Linked DNA regions of Homo sapiens: region 2 is linked to region 1. A link is an interaction called in ENCODE POLR2A ChIA-PET data of the cell type or tissue named here. Cell type or tissue: Panc1. All regions are shown on one strand.

What was found. Peaks named below come from ENCODE experiments on the same cell type or tissue, not always from the same donor. Only the 100,000 strongest peaks of a DNase experiment are listed, where the experiment ranks them.
Region 2: POLR2A ChIA-PET joins it to region 1 with 6 read pairs; 8 of 35 experiments call an interaction of 5 or more read pairs at or near these places.

The regions. Positions count from the first base shown.
Region 1 is chr7:140,501,633-140,504,132 of GRCh38, forward strand. No RefSeq gene overlaps it. Among named protein-coding and RNA genes, the nearest start is that of MKRN1, 23 kb to the left of the region's middle. In Panc1, no CTCF peak of the experiment used is centred here; no DNase peak of the experiment used is centred here.
Region 2 is chr7:140,625,252-140,627,751 of GRCh38, forward strand. The region is part of intron 1 of DENND2A (DENN domain containing 2A); the gene reads right to left. Among named protein-coding and RNA genes, the nearest start is that of DENND2A, 14 kb to the right of the region's middle. RefSeq lists enhancers at 1-309, 900-1,491, 2,082-2,500. In Panc1, no CTCF peak of the experiment used is centred here; a DNase peak (open chromatin) is centred at 1,286; H3K4me3 peaks cover 198 bases; H3K27ac peaks cover 844 bases.

The DNA.
Region 1 (2,500 bases):
AGAGATGTTAGGGGACACTTGCCCTGCCAATAAAACCACCTTTGCCAAAATTATAACTGACAGAATTATTACAGTGAAAGAGATCTGACTTAACTGACTCCATCCTGCTTCTTTTTTTTTTTTTTTTTTTTTTTTTAAGACCAAGTCTTGCTCTGTCACCCAGGCTGCAGTGCAGCTCAATCTCAGCTCATTGCAACCTCCGCCTCCCGGGTTCAAGAGATTCTCCTGCCTCAGCCTCCCGAGTAGCTGGGATTACAGGTGCCTACCACCACGCCTGGCTAATTTTTGTATTTTAGTAGAGATGGGGTTTCACCATGTTGGCCAGGTTGGTCTTGAACTCTTGACCTCAGGTGATCCGCCCACCTCAACTTCCCAAAGTGCTGAGATTACAGGCATGAGCCACCGCACCTGGCCCGACCTGTGCATTTATTGTTGGAGCATAAAGGCCTAGGCAGCCAGGGCAGCTTGCAGCCAGCTGGTGGCTGGACTTAGTCCTGCAGGCCATGGGGAGCCCCTGGGTGGTTTCAGGCAGAGGACTGGCATGGTCAGATTACATTCTAGCTGTGGAAGAAAGGCAGCTCTGGGCCCTGCAGCTGCCGGTTTTGCTGGTGTTATCTACCCTTCTAACTGGGATGTTTCCAAGTTCTACTCAAGGTTTCTACACACAAGCTGTTCTGAAAAACAAATCAACCCTGTTAATTGAGTCAAGTAAACAAGTCCTGACCATTTATCGGAGACCTTAGCGCCTGCCTTGCAGTCTGTCTATGCCAAGCCATATCAAAATTCTGGACAGCTTTAAAATCCACATGTGGGCTGGGTGCGGTGGCTCATACCTGTAATTCCAACACTTTATGAGGCCGAGGTGGGAGAATCGTTTGAGCCCAGCAGTTCGAGACCAGCCAGGGCAACATAGTGAGACTTGGTCTCTACAAAAAACAAAAAATTAGGCCGGGCGGGGTGGCTCACGCCTGTAATCCAAGCACTTTGGGAGGCTGAGGTGGGTGGATCACCTGAGGTCAGGAGTTCTAGACCAGCCTGGCCAACATGGTAAAACCCCGTCTCTACTAAAAATGCAAAAATTAACCGGGCCTGGTGGCAAGCACCTGTAATCCCAGCTACTCGGGCAGGGGGGCCGAGGCAGGAGAATCGCTTGAACCCGGGAGGCGGAAATTGCAACGAGCCGAGATCACGCCATCGCACTCCAGCCTGGGGGACAAGAGTGAGACTTTGTCTCAAAAAAAAAAAAAAATTAGCCAGTCTGGTGGCGCACACTTGTAGTCCCAGCTACTTGGGAGGCTGAAATGGGAGGATCACCTGAGCCCAGGAGGTTGACACTGGAGGAAACTATGAGCTCACCAATACACTCCATGCGTGACAGTGAGACCCTGTCTCAAAATAAAATAAGAAAAATATGTCAAATTAATAGAGACAAAAAGTAGAATGGTGGTTGCCAGGAGTTGGAAAAAGGGGGAATGGGGGTTGTTTAATGGGTATAGAATTTTGGAAGATAAAAAAAATTCTGGAGATGGATGATGGTAATTGTTGTATTAGGTTGGCACAAAAGTAGTTGCGGTTTTTGCCATCACTTTCTTTTTTCTTTTTTTTTTTTTTTTTTGAGATGAGATGGAGTTTCGCTCTTGTTGCCCAAGCTGGAGCGCAATGACATGATTTCGGTTCACTGAAACCTCTGCCTCCTGGGTTCAAGCGATTCTCCTGCCTCAGCCTCCCTAGTAGCTGGGATTACAAGCGCCCGCCACCACGCCCAGCTAATTTTTTGTATTTTTAGTAGAGATGGGGTTTCACTATGTTGGCCAGGCTGGTCTCGAACTCCGGACCTCAGGCGATCCACTCACCTCAGCCTCCCAAAGTGCTGGGATTACAGGCATGAGCCACCACACCCAGCTTTGCCATCACTTTCAATGGCAAAAACCGCAATTACTTTTGCGCCAACCTAATACAATACTTAATGCCACTGAACTGTTTACTTTAAATTGATTAAATGGTAAATGTTACATTACATATATTTTACCACATTTAAAAAAAAGATGTATAGTGTAAGCCGGGCCCAGTGGCGCATCTCTATAGTCCCAGCTATTTTCCAGACTGGACAACATAATTAAAAAAAAAAAAAAAAAAGGACGGTGTGTGGTAAAATGTTCCCTTCAATGGTGGGCCTTCACCACCTGGAACCAGGGAAGACCAGCTTGTTTTATCTGAGTTTCTTCCTCAGGAAAGACTTTCAGCCTCTCAAAAAAAAAAAAAAAAAAAGAAAAGAAAGAAAGAAAAAGAAAAATAAAGAAAAAAAAAGAACAAAAAGAAAGAAAGTATCAGGTCAGGCATGGTGGCTCACACCTGTAATCCCAGCACTTTGGGAGGCTGAGGTGAGTGGATCACTTGAGGCCAGGAGTTTGAGACCAGCGTGACCAACATGGTGAAAACCCGTCTCTACTAAAAATACAAAAATTAGCTGGCCGTGGTGGTACATGCCTGTAATCCCAGC
Region 2 (2,500 bases), 120 kb after region 1:
CTGTAATCCAAGCTACTCAGGAGGCTGAGGCAGGAGAGTCACTTGAGCCCGGGACACAGAGGCTGCAGTGAGCCGAGATCGCGCCACTGCATTCCAGCCTGGGCGACAGAACGATACTCCGTTTCAAGAAAGAAAAAAAAAGAACAGTCTGGGTGCTGTGGCTCATGCCTGTAATCCCGGCACTTTGGGAGGCTGAGACAGGCAGATCACTTGAGGTCAGGAGTTTGAGACTAGCCTGGCCAACATGGTGAAACCCTGTCTCTATTAAAAATACAAAAAAATTAGCTGGACCTGGTGGCGTGTGCCTGTAAACTCAGCTTCTGTGGATGCTGAGGCAGGAGAATTGCTTGAATGCAGGAGGCAGCGTTTGCAGTGAGCCGAGATCATGCCATTGCACTCCAGCCTGCCAGACAGAGCGAGACTCCGCCTCAAAAACAAAAACAAAAAACAAAAACAAACAAAAAAACGAAAACAAAAAACATTAGCCATGGGCTCCTGCTGAATGCTTTTTCTTCTTTTATAAGAAAAGAAGAAAAAGTTGATGTTCTAACAAAATGTATATAACCTTGTGTTACGTCTTGTATGGTTGGCTTCAAATGTTATTTATACATTTTTTATTGAAGGTTTCACATATTTATGTTTTGACACCTCAAATTAAGCTGCAATGATGAATGAACAGCTGATACAAATTGAGCACTTACTATTCCCTAAGCAAGATTTTACACAGGTCATTTAGTTTAATGTTCACAGTAAGCTTACTATTGCCTCCCCTTCTCAGATGTGGACATTAAGGCCTGGAGGGATTAACTTTTCCCAAGGCTGCGTGGGTGCTGAATGCGTCAGGGTGTCTGACTCCAGGGTCCAGGTGCCTAACGCCTACAGGTCCACCTTGACGGCACCGTACGGGCCTTCCACTCCTCAATCCAGATTAGGAACTTGGGAAATAGTTATGATTTTATTTTATTCAAGCACCCAGTCTCCTCCCTTCCCCTTCTCCGTCCCCTGCACACCATGCATGCTGTGACACCGAGGCCCTGCCTGGCCAGATCCTCCACTTCCAGAGGCAGCCCTCAGGCTGCCATTTTGTGGCTTCTTTTCCCTCTGAAGGCTTTCCTGCTGTTGGTTTTGATCTGACCTCACTGGATAGTAATCCTGAGAATGGGAGGAAGGACCACCCGGTGTGATCTGTCCTGGTCTCTGAGCACCTGGACAGCCTCGGGGCCTGTGCCTCCCAGGGCTGGAGGCTCACGCTGCACCACTGAACAGCCCACTTGAATGGAATGCACCCGTAGGTCACGTTCGTTTGCTTGCTTCCTGGCACATCTCCCTCTCCAGCTGTGCTACCCGCAGAATCCTCTTTCCCACCTCCTTTCTCCCTCTTGCCTTCCTGTCCTCCTCTTCCTTTCCTCCCCTCAGACTCTTCCCACCCTCTTTTGCTGGCTTCTGTTCTTTCCATGAGCAGAGAGTTTCCAGGCCTGGCTCCCAGCCAGCACATTTGGACAAAAGGCAGCAATCTTAGAGGGAGACGTCATCTTCCATCCCCTTGCTTGGGGCCAGCACAAGAGAATGGAGCTGAGGCTACTCCTGCAGCTGCTCCCGGGTTCTGAGAAAAAGCTTGAGAGAGGGTTTATCATAAGGATTAAAAGCAAAGGGTTTGGAATCAGACAGACCCAGGTTTAAATTCCAGTGAACTTGGAGAGCTGCGGGACCTCGATCAAGATACATTTCTAAGCCTTAGTTCTCGCCTCTGTAAAATGGTGATAATGGTAGCACTTACTTTAAGAGACTGGTAAGGATTAGATGAAATTGCACCTGTAAAACATTCAGCACAGTGCATAGCCCAGAAAAAGCGCTCAGCAAATGTCTTCCATTATTCTAAGGTGAACTTAACCCTGCCAAATAATACTAATAAGTAATAATGCTCTAACATATTATTGTAAATATTTATTTATTTATTTTTAGTTTAGTTTAGTTTTTTGAGATGGACTCTTGCTCTGTCACCCAGGTTGGAGTGCAGTGGCACAATCTTGGCTCACTGCAACCTCCACCTCCAGAGTTCAAGCAATTCTTGTGCCTCAGTCTCCCGAGTAGCTGGGACTACAGGCGCACACCACCATGCCTGGCTAATTTTTTTTGTATTTTTGGTAGAGACGGGGTTTCACCATGTTGGCCAGGCTGGTCTCGAACTCCTGCCTGCCTGCCTTGGCCTCCCTAAGTGCTGGGATTACAGGTATGAGTCACTGCACCCGGCCTATTTTTATTTTTAATTTTATTTATTTATTTTTTTTTGAGATGAGATCTTACTCTGTCACCCAGGATGATTGCAGTGGTGCAATCACAGTTCACTGCAGCCTCAAACTCCCAAGCTCAAGCAGTCCTCCTGCCTCAGCCTCCCAATTAGCTGGGACCAAAGGCGTGCACTGCAACAACTGGCTAATTTTTTTTTTTGTAGAGACATAGAAACAGGGTTTTGATTTGTTGTGCGGGCTGGTCTCTAACT